Regions from separate parts of the Homo sapiens genome. Here region 1 is linked to region 2. Evidence: read pairs that join two places in POLR2A ChIA-PET (ENCODE). Cell type or tissue: CD4-positive, alpha-beta T cell. All regions are shown on one strand.

The links. ChIA-PET counts read pairs that join two places held together with the same protein. Peaks named below come from ENCODE experiments on the same cell type or tissue, not always from the same donor. Only the 100,000 strongest peaks of a DNase experiment are listed, where the experiment ranks them.
Region 1: POLR2A ChIA-PET joins it to region 2 with 14 read pairs; 9 of 35 experiments call an interaction of 5 or more read pairs at or near these places.

The regions. Positions count from the first base shown.
Region 1 is chr7:43,676,368-43,681,367 of GRCh38, forward strand. The region is part of intron 1 of COA1 (cytochrome c oxidase assembly factor 1); the gene reads right to left. Among named protein-coding and RNA genes, the nearest start is that of COA1, 51 kb to the right of the region's middle. In CD4-positive, alpha-beta T cell, no CTCF peak of the experiment used is centred here; no DNase peak of the experiment used is centred here; H3K27ac peaks cover 348 bases.
Region 2 is chr7:43,617,087-43,622,086 of GRCh38, forward strand. It overlaps STK17A (serine/threonine kinase 17a), which reads left to right. Exons shown (of 7, transcript NM_004760.3): 4 at 2,511-2,637. It also overlaps a transcript of COA1 not described here. Among named protein-coding and RNA genes, the nearest start is that of STK17A, 36 kb to the left of the region's middle. In CD4-positive, alpha-beta T cell, no CTCF peak of the experiment used is centred here; no DNase peak of the experiment used is centred here; H3K27ac peaks cover 4,046 bases.

The sequences.
Region 1 (5,000 bases), 59 kb after region 2:
ATGGGTAAAGAAAATGTGGTATATATACGCAATAGAATACTATTCAGCCACAAAAAAAGAATGAAATCCTGTCATTCACAGCAACACAGATGGAACTAGAAGACATTAAGTGCAATAGGCTAGGACAGAAAGTTCACCACCACATCTTCACTCATGTGCAGAAGCTAAAAAAAGTTGATCTCATATAAGTAAAAAGTAGAACAGAAGATTCTAGTGTTCTAGTGTTCTAAAGCACAGTAGGATGATTATAGGTAACATAATATATAGTTTCAAACAGCAAAAAAGAGGATACTGAATGTTCCCAACAAAAAGAAATGATGTGTTTTAGATGATGGATATGCTAATTACCATGGCTTGATCATTACACATTGTACACATGTATCAAAATATCACATTGTACCCCATAAATATGTACAATTAATATGTGTCAATTTAAAAAAAAAAACTTCAGAACACATCCAAAGTTGGCTGAAAAAAATAACTGAAAATTTTAAACTATATGGTCAATGGTAGCAAAGAGAATTTATCACTAAGAATTGTGTAAGAAAGCTCTACACTCTTAAAATAATAGAGGTACAGTATGCATTAGTATTTTTTCTAGCTTAATTTATTTATGATACTATGGTTGTCCTTGCCAACTGTTAAGTCCCCTTGGGGTGGGTCTCTTCATCCTTTGTACGATGCCTAACAGATCAAAATGCTTAATGTTCCACTTTCTTGGCCTTAAGAATTCTTTGCTTTCTATATGTTTTTCTTGTAAGCATTTTCAGATTTCTCATGTTGAATATTAGAAGAAAGTTCATGGAAATACTATAGAGAAAAATACTCAATTCTTTCTAAACATAACTTTTACAGCATTGGTAAAGAAACTGTGGAGTCTTTAAAAACTACATTATTCCTCAACAAATGCTCTTTTAAAACATCTGGGAAAGAAACCCATTTCAGTTAACAACATAAAAGGAAGGACAAACTCTAACACCGTTTATTTAATATATGTGGTGTATGAACTTATTTAATGACCAAAAAAGGAAAAATTATTATTTAGTAAGTTTTGGGATAATAAAACAGAGGTTTGCCAAATAAAAGAGAGAAACAGGAATGCTTTAATGATTCCCATATCCTTGACAAAAAATTGTATCTTTGTTCTGTAGCTGGGCTCAGTGGCTCACGCCTGTAATCCCAGCACTTTGGGAGGCCAAGAAGGGTGGATCACCTGAAGTCAGGAGTTCGAAATCAGCCTGGCCAACATGGTGAAACCCCACCTCTACTAAAAATACAAAAATTAGCTGGGTGTGGTGGTGCATGCCTGTAATCTCAGCTACTCAGGAGGCTGAGGCAAGAGAATCGCTTGAATCTAGGAGAAGGAGGTTGCAGTGAGCCAAGATCATATACCACTGCACTCTAGCCTGGGTGAGAAAGGGAGGCTCTGTCTTAAAAAAAAAAAAAAAAAAAAAAAAATTGTAATTTGCTCCTCTAACAAGTCTTTTAATACTTAAAAAGGTTTATAATCTAAGATGAAATTCAGCCTACTGAATTTAGTTATACAAAATATATACATATATAGATACAGATATGTGCTAATGAGCTGTACCTTTTTCCCATGAAAATTGCAACCAAACAGTATTTAAAAACTAACAACACTGACTACAGGCAATTTCCCTCCTAGAGGATTCAGGTAGCACATGTGTTCTCATCAAGTTGATTTGAAACACTAAATTTTTCCTATTACTAATAACAGTGAGTTGGGTTTGAGAGATGAACCTTCCTGTTGAAAACAACTTAGTAATTTGTATAAAGTATTTTAAAACATCTTTTCAAAAGAACTGAAAAATTACAAGATAGTAAGAAATTACCAAGTAAAAACTAAAAAGAGAATTCAACAAATAACACTGGGAAAATAAATATCCACATGCAAAAGTATGAAGTTGGACCCTTAGCTTACAACATACACAAAAATTAACTCAAAATGGATCAAATACATAAACATTAGGGCTAAAAGTATAACACTCTTAGAAGAAAACATATGGGGAAAGTTCTGTCACATTTGATTTGGCAATGATTACTTGGATATGATATCAAAAGCACAAGCAGCAAAAGAACAAAATAGACAAAACTGGACTACATCGAAACTGAAAACACTATCAACAGAGTTAAAAGGCAACCCACAGTACTGGAAAAAATATTTGCAACTCACACATCTGATAATGGACTACTATATAGAATATATAAAGAACTCCTAAAATTCAACAACAAAAAATAGGCAAATTCAAAAATGGGAAGAGGATTTGAACAGATGTTTTTTCAAAGAAGATATGAAATGGCCAATAGGCATATGAAAAGATGCTCAACATCATCAGAAAAACACAAATCAAAACCACAATAAGACACCACTACTTCACACCCATTAGAATGGCAATTATTTAAAAAAAAATAGAAAATAACAAATGTTGGCTAGAATGTGGAGAAACTGTAACCATTATGGCATTACTGGTGAGAATATAACATGGTGCAGCTGCTGTGGAAAATATGGCAGTTCCTCAAAAAATTAAACACAGAATTACCATATGATCCACCAATTCCACCTTTAAGTCAAAGAAAAATCAAAAGGAAAATTTATAAGTATCTTGAGGGCCAGGCGTGGTGGCTCACGCCTGTAATCCCAACACTTCTGAAGGCCAAGGCGGGTTGATTACTTGAGGTCAGGAGGTCGAGACCAGCCTGGCCAACATGGTGAAACCCCATACAAAAAATTAGCTGGGCATGGTGGCGTGCGCCTGTAGTCCCAGCTACTGGGGAGGCTGAGGCAGGAGAATCACTTGAACTCGGGAGGCGGAGGTTGCAGTGAGCCGGGATCGCAGCACTGTGCTCCAGCCTGGGCAAGAGCTAAACTCCATTGCAAAAAAAAAAAAAAAAAAAAAATGCTAAATTTTATGTTATATTTTACCACAAAAAAAAAAGTACAAGGAGAATGAAAACTCAGCATGAAAAGCAAGTTCTGAAACCACATTTCCTCTAAAGTATCTTTATTGGTCATGGGAAACTAGAACCTATGTTTTAAAAGATTCTCAGGGTGACCAAGATAGAAATAAAGCTGAGGGCCACACAACAAGGGCCATCTAATCTGAGATTCTCCTCACAATAAACTGGAATCCTAAAGGGGCACATCCTCACAGTGAGAATGACATGAACTAGATTATGGTCTAACATCACACTGCTTTTCTCAAACTTCAAACTTGGGTCTGTAATCATCCCCTGGACTAGAATACTCCCAAGTTTCGGTCAGACACAAGTGCACACTGTCTAAGTACCTACGCTGTGGACTTAAAATCAGTCTTATAAATAATTCTTCAAATGCAATATCCAGGCCCCAGTCAAGGATAGTGGAGTATGCAAGAAATGTAGGAATAAGAAGCAGCAGAAAGGAAAAGGGGTCAGGAAAGAACCTTAGAAAGTGGATTATCAGATGCAGATTCTATGTGTTTTCTGTGACAGAAGAAATAAAATGACAGGTTGGAAACATTTAGCAGAGAACTAAACACTATAAATAGTAACAGATTTCTAAAAGAAAAAATAGAGACTCTAGAACTAAAAATAAAATATAACTCCAACTAAGAACTGAATGGAAAGGTTTAACAGATTAGATTCACCTTCAGAGATAATAAATAATGGAAAGACAAAAGACAAGTCTAGAGATATGCTGGAAGTAGTTTGAATAAGCTTTCAAGAACCAATTATGTGTAGCTCTTCCTAATTCTGCATCAGTAAAGTCAAATTGGTTGCCTGAAACTACCCTTGATAAGGATATTTATACTATGGAAATCAACAAATGCTACAAATCAGGGCTTCTTTTTCCCCGGAGAGCCATTTCACCAGCACACACTTGGAAGTTACCATACAGAATTTGGGACAGGGAGACAAAAAAAAAAAAAAAAAAAGTAAGTAGGGAGGAGAGCATAAGAAATGTAAAGGGTATAAAAGAGGGCCCAAAACGTCTTTAATTAAAGTTTCAAAAACTGAATAGAGAAAAGAAACACTTTATCAGTTAGTGGCTTTTTCCAGAACTAATTACCAAATCATAGATTTAAGAAGCCAAATGAATGCATTGCAGGATAAATAAAAAGAAATCTGCAATGAAGTAAGACTGACTTCTATATCATTAGAGTAGCCTATGTGTTTTTAAATCTATGAGTTTTTCCCTTTATCTCCAAAAATTATAAATGCTACCAGAATTGAGACAGACAGAGATTTATTTTCATTAATTTTGCCTACAATAAGCCTACGCTGTGGAACTACAGCTTCAGAACTTTTCAGCTGAAGTGGCTGGGCCATGGTGGCTCACACCTGTAATCCCAGCACTGTGAGGGGCAGAGGCAGGAGAATCACTTGAGCCCAGGAGTTCGAGACCAGCCTGGGCAACATGGCAAAACCCCATCTCTACAAAAAATACAAAAGAATTAGCCAAGTATGGTGGCGTGTGCCTGTAGTTGCAGCTACTCGGGAGGCTGAGATGGGAAGATGGTTTAAGCCCAGGAAGCAGAGGTTGCAGTGAGCAAAGATTGCCCCATTACACTCCAGCCTGGGCAATATAGTGAGACCCTGTCTCTGGGGAGGGGGGTACTTTTCAGCTCAAGAAAGTTTCCTTCTGCTTTTATATTTTGCTTCTGTTCCATTTATTCTGGTTTCTCCATTAGGAACTTATTCATCAGTATGGCACTTCTCTGTCTTCAGTATCTGTCATTTTTACCCTCATCATTTCTGTCATTTTTTTCTCCTCCTAAAAAAATCTCAAATAAATACTATAGGATTGACCCATTCATCGTATATAGGATTGACTCCATTTTCTGCAGGATCAGCTCTGCTATGTGCAACTGCCATTACAGATTTTGGCTATTGCATTTTTAGATTGTTGTCACTGTTTTCTTTTGGTCATCTTTATTCCAGCTCCTTTTAAAATCTCATTCTGATTTTTTGTTATAACTTTGTTTTGGTTTCCTAGAGGT
Region 2 (5,000 bases):
GAGCATGGCAAGTATGAGACTGGAAAGTGTCCCGTGGGACCCAGCTTCATGGAGCCGGGGGATCATGGCATATGATGAGTCTGGAGAGCTAGTTAGGCAGAAGCTGGACCTCAGGACATGCACACCATGCGAAGGAGTTTGGAGGTTACCTAAGAGCAATGGGAGGCTGTGGAAGGGTTTAGGAAAGGGGACAACAGATCCAATTTATATAATACAAAAGAACCTTCTGGCTTCAATGTGGGCAAAACAGATCCTAGCAAACCTTTGAAGAGGCCATTGCAATAGAGCAAGAAAGGTAGCTTTAATTTTCCGTAGATGGAGAGAAATAGGCAAAGTCTAGAAATGCTTGGAATTTAGTATTTAAAATCAACTATGGTGACATGTTAGCTAAATGGAAGAGCGGGGAGGAAAGGAATGGCCAAGATGATTGTTAGTGTTCTCTCCTATTCTGAGGGATGATCATAGCATTCACTGAGACGCCTGTCATTGGCATAGGGAGAATATGATTTAGGAAGGAAAATAGGAGTCTGTTTTTGGTCATGTTGAATTTGAGGTACCTTTGAGACATCAAAGGGGAGATAATAGGTAAGCAGCTGGTTGAAGAGGTCTGAAAGAGAGAAAAACATTGTGAGTCTTAAGGTGTAGGTGATATTTAAGCCTTGGGTGCAGATCATGCAAGCTGAGAGTTTGGAGTAAAAAGAGGAAAGGCCTCAAGATCAAGCCTTGAGAAACCCAGCATCCAGTGGACCAGGTAAAAGAAGGTGGCCCATCAGAGGAGATGGAAGACACAGCCAGAGATAGGAAGAAAGCCAGGACAGTGTTTTGTCATGGGAGCCAAGAGAAAGATAACATATAAACAAGGAAGGAGTGGTTAACTTTGTCAAACACTGCTAAGGGAGGGGTCCAGAAAAAAGCATTGAAGAATATCACTGGATTTTGTGATTTGTAGTGGAATGAGAGGACAGAAGTCAGATGGAGGGGCAGAATATGAATGGAAGGAAAGGAAATGTGAACATTCATTCTATACATCTAGAGGACCAATGTGATGGAGACAGAAACAAACAGCTAACAGAACAATAGAGTAAGCATGCTGTGTACACCATGCTGTGGAGCAGGGACGGGGCAGCCATTAAGCCCTCCCTGGAAGGAGCAGGGGAGGCCAGGGCAGGCTTTACAGAGGAATTGGTTCTTTATTGAGACCCATCATGCATGGAATGAGGGATGAGAATAAATCTGTCAGGCAGAAAAGGGGAGAGGGCGTCCTGAACAAAGGCAGTACGTGTGTAAAGGCATGAGATGTGGGAGTAGCTGTGTTATTTAGGGATTACAGACTGTTTGATTTGGAGCACAGATTGCCTTTGGAGCCGTGACAGATTAATCTTGAAAAGGAAGCAGGGGCCCAATCTTAAAACACTGGGTGTTAGAGTGAAGTATTTGTAATTTACCAGTGTTTCTCAGCTTACCTTTGGAAATATTCTTAATGGCAGAAAACATTAAGTGAGGACCCTTTATAATGCAAGCACAAACTTTCCTTTCAAATTTCGTGTTTTAAAAATTTAATGAATTTTACATTCTAGTCCATAATATATTTGCTTGTCTTTTTATGTGAAAGTATCTTAGGTTATTTTCCACTGGGTAAAAATGACTCCATGGATATGAACCTCACTGATTCTGTGGCTCTGGGGAGCTCTTTCCCATTACTGTACATGTCCTCACCCCACATATCCCCACTCACAAGTCCAGAGAGAACTTAGGGTAGAAGTCATCAGTATGTAAGTGGCAGCTGAAGCTTTGGAAGTAGATGAAATCGCTCCAAAATAGAATGCAGAGTGGTGGGAGAAGAGGGCCATGCAGCGAGAGATCCTGAACAACACAAATATTTAAAAGGAGGACAGAAGGAAAACATTGAGAAAATTGTGAGGGATCTGTAGAAGAAGGAAGAGACCCAAGGTGGAGAAAATGGGGAGGAATTTCAACAATACAAGGATGCTTGACAGTGCCCAGTGCTACAGAAATCATTGCATGCAAAATAGTCCCTGAAAGACACAGACGGGATTTGGTGGGTCTTTGATTATTGAAGTTATTGTGACCTTAATGAAGGCAGATTCAGTCAAGGGGTCAGAAGAGATTTAGTTGCACTGAGAAAACAATACCAATTGTGCTTGACCATGCTTTCAAGAAGCTGAGCTTTGAGGGAATAGTAGGAGCAAGCGTGCTGCATGCAAGGAGATTCAGGATCATGGGGAATGGTTTCCATAAGGTAGGGATAGAAACATATTTATATGCTGAGGAAGAGCCAGAGTAGGGGAAGAGATTGAAAATACAAGAGAGTACAGGCCTGCTGCCTTATACATAGGCAATAAATTGTAAAAATATTTCTTTAACAAATGACTGTTTACTGTTAAATTCCTCAGTCTCAGTTTCATAGGTGAAATATGTTTTATGGGCTGCATGTTTTGTGTACTTAATCATAGTTATATTGATTTTTGCGGGGGTGTATTTTCTTTTAGCCTCAGAATATTCTGTTGACAAGTGAATCTCCATTGGGTGACATTAAGATTGTTGATTTTGGCCTTTCAAGAATATTGAAGAACAGTGAAGAGCTCCGAGAAATTATGGGTACCCCTGAATATGTGGGTAAGTATTCATAAAAGTAGTTTTGTTCTGGGGTCAGGCATCACCTTCATTAGGGGACTTGTCCATGTGGCATGACTCATAGTGGAGCCAGCTATCTACTATGTTGAAATTCTACCATCAGAGATCTATTCCTTTGGATTACATTTTACAATGGAAAACGTTCAAGAGTAAGATACCAAATTGGTGATCTCTTCACTATCTCTTCACTACAGAGCTAAGAGAATTTGAAGGGATTACTTCTAAAAGGAATAGGAGAGGATTTTCTTAACAAAGTAGGATATTAGCTTATCTGAGGGTGGGAGGATATTTAACAAGTAAGGACCTTTAAGGATGTTCTGGTTGATAACAAACATTGACAAAGGAATTGCCAAGTCTGAGGCTCCATAGAAGTGTGGAGCAGAGAGGGCATTTGGTTGGATCCATGGTTGAGTGCTTCTGGCAGAAAGAAAAAGGAGCTTAAACATTGAAGGTAGCAGCAAGAAAGCAGCTGAATGATGATACTCCATGGGTGTAGGCGTATCATCAAAGAAGTCAACTATTACTTTCTTTGATAGACTGAGGAAAATTGGAGTTTGAAAGATTAATAGTTTGATGGTCTTTTTAAGGTATCTGTAGAATAAGGCTGTGAAACTGAGAGGTTGTGACCAGAGATTAGATTATTAATATTTAGGCCAAGTGCAGTGGCTCACGCCTGTAATCCCAGCACTTTGGGAGGCCAAGGTGGGCAGATCACTTGAGGCCAGGAATCTGAGACCAGCCTGGCCAACATGGCAAAACCCGTCTCTACTAAAAATACAAAAATTAGCCAGGCGTGATGGTGTGCACTTGTAGTCCCAGCTACTCGGGAGGCTGAGGCAGGAGAATGGCGTGAACCTGGGAGGCGGAGCTTGCAGTGAGCCAAGATCGTGCCACTGCACTCCAGCCTGGGCGACAGAGTGAGACTCCGTCTCAAAAAAAAAAAAAAGAATATTAATATTTAAAATTTCAGTGGTGAAATAGCTCTTTGTAATTATGAGGCCTTGGATATAAGGCTGGAAAGGCAGTTTTTTAGACCAGGAAATCAAGAAGCTGTGAAGGTAGGCTGTCTGGGTCATGGACATCAGTGTGGAAGTCACCTAGGCTGCCAGCAGACCTGGGAGAAGAGGAGGGCGGCCGTGGCAGGAATGGAGAAGGCTGTGGCCTGGGCCTGAGGGAAGACTCTGTGCCTGAGGGTAGAAGTGTGAAGTGAGCAAATACAGGCTAGAAGAGGGGGAATGAAGAGAGCAGGGTCTCCTTTCAGAGAAGAGGGTAAAAGGAGTGTGTAGTTCTTGAAGGACTGAGGATGTTACAAGAAAAGAGCTATCCGGAGCACAGAAAGACTCAGGAGGGCCGATAGGGTTGAAGAAAACAAACCTGTATGGCAATGATAGTTCAAAAAATAATTCAGAGATTTTTTAAAAGATCCTTAGTTAATTAGATAATAAAAGATGCCACAGGCACAGAAACAACCTTTAAAATTTTTTATATATTTTAATGGGCCAGAATACTTAATTTTCAGTACACTGACTAATATGCGTCATGACCACTAAGTTAGTTTTGGGGATGTGACTTAATAGTGTTTCTTTAGGGAAAACAGCAACCCAAGTGTTTTAGCCAAATTTAATGGGTACCATTGTAAGCTCAAATACACAAGACTGCAGAATGTAGGTCTGTGAGCTGAAAAATCAAAATAGTAATTATTGCCCTGAATGAGGTGGGTTTTTGTTTTGTTTTAATGCTTTCTTTGTTGTTGTTTGAGAGAGTCTCACTCTGCCACCCAGGCTGGAATGCAGTGGCACCATCATAGCTTCCTGCAGCTCCCAACTTGAGCTCCTCCTGCCTCAGCCTCCCGAGTAGCTGGGACCACAGGCACGTGCCAGCACAGCGGGCCAGTTTTTTGTTTGTTTTTTTGGTAAAGATGGGTCTCACTGTGTTGCCCAGGCTAGTGATTTGTTTTAGAGCTTTCTGTTCCTTAGTAAATTTTAAATTTTCTATCAAGAGCCTTTCCCCATCTCAAAACATTATAATGGAAGTACAAGCTCAATCCAAAAAGAAAAAAACTAAAAATGATTCAAAAGTACATAATACAGAAAAACAAAGGGACTCTCCTCTTTTTCCTTCCGTGACTCACCTTTTAAAAGGTGAGTTTATGCCTCCCACAGTCATTTTACATACACACAGAAACTGGTGTGAGTTCTGGCCCTGTACTTGCCATCTATGTGACCTTGGCCCTTAAATCTCTTTATACCTCAGATTCCTCTGTCCATAAAAAGGGGCTAGTAATAGTACCGACCTCATAGGGAATTTGTAAGGATTTCATTGGATTTGCTGTACAAAGCCCTTAA